Regions from separate parts of the Homo sapiens genome. Here region 2 is linked to region 1. Evidence: chromatin loops called from intact Hi-C (ENCODE). Cell type or tissue: dorsolateral prefrontal cortex. All regions are shown on one strand. Links, peaks and the distances in the headings refer to the core of each region. The heading gives the core; the rest is flanking DNA. Region 1 overlaps WIPF1 (WAS/WASL interacting protein family member 1). Region 2 has its middle 72 kb from the start of CHRNA1.

Region 1 (2,914 bases), core at 128-2,627:
GGAAGAAAAATTCATTTTTGTAATTTTCCATAGTTTAAGATTTTACCACAGAACTTATTCATAGTTTTAGATGCAATTAGGTTGCAAACTTTCAAAGAAAGGGTGTAGGTGTATTAATGAAACAGTCACTTAAACACTACATTCTAAAACAATCTATTCTGGATGAATGGCAACTTTGAGCTATCACCCTGTTTCAGATTTAGAACGGTACCTGCCAAGTTCAGATATGCAAAGGAATTGTCCAATTCTTACTACCCCTTATAAAATTCAGACCCACTTTCTCTGAGTCAGACTTTTCTCCGTCATATTTTCTAGGAAGGGCAAATTCCATCTTTTGTGAAATGGGTCATTAGGCTTTATCATAGGGATGTTTTTCACTGTTGAAATCAGATAAAAGAATCCCAAATAAATGATGCTGCTAAATTACCAAACTGCTAGAGATTAAAAAAATTTTTTTTTAAAAAGCCAACACTTTGCCAAGCTTGTTATACCTTATTATTTCTTGATTCTCTTTGAGTAAAAAGCCCAAATGACTGTATGGAAGAGAGATGAATGGTAGAGGAGAGAGGAAACACAGGTTCTCTAATGTACTAAATCAGGACTTTGGCAAGGAAGTTATAGAAATATAATATATTCAAATCAGTAACTTCATAATTTATTAGACATCCCATTTATTAGAACTCTAAGTTCTTTTGCTTTTATATAAATGAAACATTTATTCTATAAATAGAAATGTATTTTTCAGAATTTTCTTTGGGTTGGTTTCTTGGTAGCATCTCCCAGTAATACATGAATAACATACTGAAACCATGATACAATGTTTAGGTAGATATACATATACATATGTGGTCATGTGTTTTTAAAAAACAAGTAATGGTAATTTTAAACAAAACCATGTAAAATATCTAAGTGGAAATATTTTTTCCCAACTCTATAGCTAGATTTAAAAGTCCCAGTAAAATTTTGTAAACAAAATCATATAAGAAAAGGCAAGGCTGGCTCTTCCCTATGGTCCTTTAGTGGAGCTATATTTGCATAGATCCTAGACAAATGATGCAAAACAAATTCCCTCCAATTTCCACTAGCAATCTCCCTAATTCGCTCAACCCTTACATAAGCATCAGATTTAGATTTTTAGAGTTTTGCCCACCAACTCAAATCGGTTCCCTTCTTCTTCCATGTTTCTGATTTGATATATTTTCCTGACTTTTTTCCCCTCCTACCAAGCCTTCCTAGTCTCTCCCAGCCTCAGGAGCTTGCTCAGCCAGAAAGGAACAAAGGCTGCTTCCATTTCACAAGGCAGAAGTCCAGCTGACAAGTGGAGTGCGTGAGCCAGCTGGTTCTGAGCCCAGAAGTCCCGACAGGCTTTCCATTTGTTTCCAATGGCTTTATTCCACATGACTTTAGTAAACCGTACTCAATCAATTTCTGACCTTGGTACTTTGAAGCAACACTTGTATACAGATATTAAGGGAAGAGGGAAGTTAAGGGAGGAAAATCGAAGGTCAAACTGTGTGTCAAACAAGGTGCTGGGTCCTAATTTTATTTTTAGTTGCCTCTTGAATCGCTCAAGCCCATCTTGCCTTTTTTGTTTTTTAAACAAGAGGTTTCTGCACTAGCTTCCATCTTCCAGACTCGTGCTGTCTAATCCAGTAGCCACCAGCCACATGTGGCTACTGAGCACTTAAAAATGTGACTAGTCTGAATGGAGATGTGCGGTAAGTGTAAAATACACTCTGGATTTTGAAGATTCAGTACCAAAAAATAATATAAAATATCTCATTAAAATTTTATGTTGATTACAGGTTGAAATATTTTGGATGCATATTAACTTCACTTGTTTAAAATATATTAGAAATGTAAAAATTGTATATGGGGCTCACATTATATTTCTATTGGACAGCTCTGTCCTAGAGCCAAGCTCGGACTGCCAAAGATTGGACATCCTGTGACTGCAAGTTTCCAGTGAGCCCTTACTCAGCAGCTTGCTTAGGTGGTCTGTGGTTCATAGAAACAGAGAGGAGGCCAAGCATGCGAAAAAGGAACGGGAGAAAACAGCTCTCAGGGACTTTAATAATTACAGTCTGTAACAAATAAGCAGTGAATGTTTGAATTTGGTTGGTGGAAAGCTGGGATGCAAGTCATCTCTGCCTATTACGACAAAAGCCTATCGACCCCAGCAGCCAGCACAGGCAGGCTGCAGCTGAAGCAAGCAATAGCCTGGAGAATAAACACAATATGAAAAGCTAGGTGCATTTCTTACCGATTCCCACCCACACACGCATATTCCCACTCCCCCTCCCACCTTTCCTCCTGCCCATACATGAGGCACAAGGGAAGAAGCAGGGAGGAGGGTATGCAGTTCTTAGATAGCAACAGAAGCAGCTCTTGAGCTTGGGTAGAGAAGAGCAGGCAAAGATCACCTCGGGATGGGAGGGAGTGGTGGAGCACCCCTTTCTCTTCGGTTGGATCCACCTTGGTGAAAAAACAGACAAAATATAATTTTGGTTAGAAAGCTGATGTTCTCATCGTGGAAACTCGGGGATGGTTGCACGGGTACCCACTACCTCATCCCTATGACCAGGGCTGTCAGCTAACTGGCGTATGTTGTGGATGAGAAGTGAGAGGTGAAAACAAGCAAGTAATGTTCTGAATAAACATCATGGTGGGTGATCCATCACTGGCTCCCAAGTACTTGCACAAAGTTAAAAAAAATCATTTTCTTCTTATCACAGTGTGTGCTTATTATAGATTTAGAAAATATGGATGAGTAAAAACAAAGAACTCACCCATTCCTCCAGCACCCAGAGATAACCAATTATGTGTATATTTTTTACTTAGAAACAGTTCCCCGTTTTCTTCCAGAAATAAGATCATATAGTCAGTTTGAACATCTTTCGAAGGCATTACTCTT
Region 2 (2,914 bases), core at 159-2,658, 130 kb after region 1:
AGTATTTTGAAGAGCCAAAGATAATAGGAAATTGAGGGATGGGGAATGGAATAGGATAAAAGATATACACACACACAAAGAATACTATCAATTAACATTGACTTAGATGAACTCATCCTCAGGAAGGTTCTCAACATAAATATTAATAGATCCCTTATGGTGGACATTTAGAAGATAAAAAATTAAAATCCATCAGTAAAGAAACGTGGGACAAATCCTCTTTAAAAAATTACTTGTTGCAATGCAAATGCACACACAGGACTAGCACCTCTTAAGAAGCGAACAGCATTGGTTTATTTTTGTTGTGGTTAACACTCAATAGTCCAAGGACAGAAAGCCCCTTGTCCTGCTTCTTCCTTCTGGTAACTTCCTTTTCTCATTTTTAGGGCAAATTGCCAACTGCACCAGCCCAGGGAAAGGCCAAGAAGGAGATTGTTTTGTATTCTTTTAGGTAATGGTCAGTCAGGTGTGGCCACAAGAGGCGATCAGGAGAGGTTCAGGAGAAAAGTTTACCATGATCTCACATCCTAGAAACAGGAGGCACAGCAGGGCCACATGGGAAAGCACCAGCATGGGTCAGGGGCAGAAGGGACAGGATGGGTGGGAGAGCCTAGGCCATGACCTTTTTTGGAGTTTCAGTGGGAAAGGCAGGGCAGTGCAGGGGAAGCAGTTTAAGCCTGGCTAGTTTGAATAATTTTCAAGGGCTCCGAGCTATAGGGATGGTTCCTTATTGCCTGGTACCTGTCCCTGGGATGGCAAAGGCAGAGGAATATTGCCTTTTGGGTATATGGCCAGATAGAAGAGGCATTGTTCTGGATTAGTTAGTTTGCATATCACAGGGTTGTTCCCAGTTGAGCGCTTTTGCTATCTCTAAGATTTGGCTATCCACAGGAGGAGGAGCAGTCTGTCCCTCAGCCAGAAAGGTTTTTAAGATGTCAAAGCATCATAATGTACAGAAAATTAAAAATATAAACAATACAGAGAAGGAAATAAGTATGGACAGAAGATGGTCTTCAAAGAGCAAGTAAGAAGGAATAAAGTATACACTTGAGCCTCAAACAGGAAGGGGCTAGAAAAAACTTGTGAGTGCCATCTGCTTTCCTCCTCTCACTTGCCAGATGAAGAAACTGAGGCCCTGAGGGAGTGGGCCACCAATTTCAAACCAGCTTAAGCAAAAGGTGGCATGTATTGGCTCATGTACATGAAGAGTCCAGAGGCAAAGGTCAGATGGGGCTGGACCCCTCGATTATGTGACCTCATCAGGATTTGGTCACTCCAGCTCACTGGTCCCCATTCTCCATTATGCTTGTCTCTGAATGGGCCCCACTGTCAGACAGGCCCTCTCCTTATGGTGGCCTCGGCAACTCAGGCTTACATTATCCTATTATCTCAGTGGAGAGAGCTTCTCTTTCCTGGCCCCAGTCCTGGACTGAGTCACACTGGACCTTGTGTCCATTCCAGAACCCATCCTCGAGCCAGGAAGAATGCAATATACTGACTGGCCAGCCCAGTCATGTGCCCCCTAGAACTATGGGGAGTGTCTGCCCCACTCAAAACATATGCACTGAGATGGGGAAAGAAGGAGTTCCAAAGGAAATCAGAGATGCTGTTACCACAAGAATGGAACCCATTTTGCCTGCCACCATGCAGATGAGCACTCCTCAACAAGCTAATCACAGAGCTGGGTTCCACCCATTCTGGCACTCTCCTCACACAAAGCGTCCTCCTCCATAGCAGAGCCATTGCAAATCAGTGTGAGGAGAGTGCCAGAATGGGTGGAACCCAGCTCTGTCATTAGCTTGCTGGGGAGTGCTCATCTGCGTGGTGGCAGGCAAAATGGGTTCCATCCTTGTGGAACTTGACTCAATTAAGCAACTCTTCATCTTGCTCACCCTCAGTTGTCCGCTTACCTCATTCTTCCTGGATGTGGGACAAGAACTTGGGACCTACCAAATGGTGGGACTGAAAGAGCTGTAACACAAACAGGGCTAAAACATGACCCCCCCCCCCCCAGTCACCACGTTGCAGGCAATGAGAAGGAGAGAAGATAGAAGGAGAGAAGAGCTGCAGCCCTTCAGGGAGCCCAGACCTAGGAGCTACCCAAGCCAGGGCTGTGATGCCCTCTTTGGGGCTCAGCAGGTCCTGGCATCTCCAAGCTTCCAGGCACCACTGCGTTCCCGGGTGCCCACAATGGAAGCCACTTGCTGTACACCTGGTCCAGCCACAGCCTTGCAGGGAGCCAGTGCCCATGCTAGCACCTGGAGCTGCCTGCCCCACTGCAGTGGCTGGATCCTGCACTTGCTCATTCACATACCCTCACTGCTCCGCACCTGGCTTGCCCCTGGCAGGCGTGGGATCTGGGCCAGTAGTGTGGCCAAGCACAACCCGTCAGGGTGATACTATGCACATTGAAAATGTTTGGAGCTCTCTGGACTAGTGCTTTCCTATGGAGGAAAAAAAAAAAGGAGACTTCCTATGGCTTGGTGATTCCCAGGCATTGTAGTGATGAGCGCCCTCGGAAGGTGGTGCTGGAGGATCAGTTACTGAGGCTGCCTTCCTGAATCCAGGCAGCACCAGCCAGGCAGCGTGAGAGAAAGGGGTTGGGCAGAGCAGCAGCCCTGATGGATGGGGGCTGAGGGACTCAGTTTCTGTGGAGGGCTTATGTGAACTGGACATTTCATGACCTGATCAAATGACAGGCAGGCTAGAGAGGCAGGTGTGGAACACTGGTAGAAAGGTCCTCTTGCAGGAGAGGAAGAAAAGAATGGCTTAAACAGGCAATTAGTAAATGAGGTAAGGAGTGGTGGGCAAATGGGGAATCCCAGCAAGCTTCGAAACAATGGATGTCAGCAGCAAGTTTGGTTCTACAGCACAGTGTGGGCTGTCAATACCTATAAGCCCAGTTTCTTGTTAA

The links. Hi-C counts contacts between places; a loop is a spot of excess contacts. Peaks named below come from ENCODE experiments on the same cell type or tissue, not always from the same donor. Only the 100,000 strongest peaks of a DNase experiment are listed, where the experiment ranks them.
Region 2: it touches region 1 in a loop (3-fold over the local background); 50 of 110 quality-filtered maps call a loop at or near these places.

Annotation. Positions count from the first base shown.
Region 1 is chr2:174,560,128-174,563,041 of GRCh38, forward strand. It overlaps WIPF1 (WAS/WASL interacting protein family member 1), which reads right to left. Exons shown (of 8, transcript NM_001375834.1): 8 at 1-2,475. The coding sequence ends at 2,420. Among named protein-coding and RNA genes, the nearest start is that of WIPF1-AS1, 14 kb to the right of the region's middle. In dorsolateral prefrontal cortex, for the core only: a CTCF peak has its summit at 1,332; a DNase peak (open chromatin) is centred at 1,314; H3K4me3 peaks cover 965 bases; H3K27ac peaks cover 1,811 bases.
Region 2 is chr2:174,691,007-174,693,920 of GRCh38, forward strand. No RefSeq gene overlaps it. Among named protein-coding and RNA genes, the nearest start is that of CHRNA1, 72 kb to the right of the region's middle. In dorsolateral prefrontal cortex, for the core only: no CTCF peak of the experiment used is centred there; a DNase peak (open chromatin) is centred at 1,405; H3K27ac peaks cover 1,020 bases.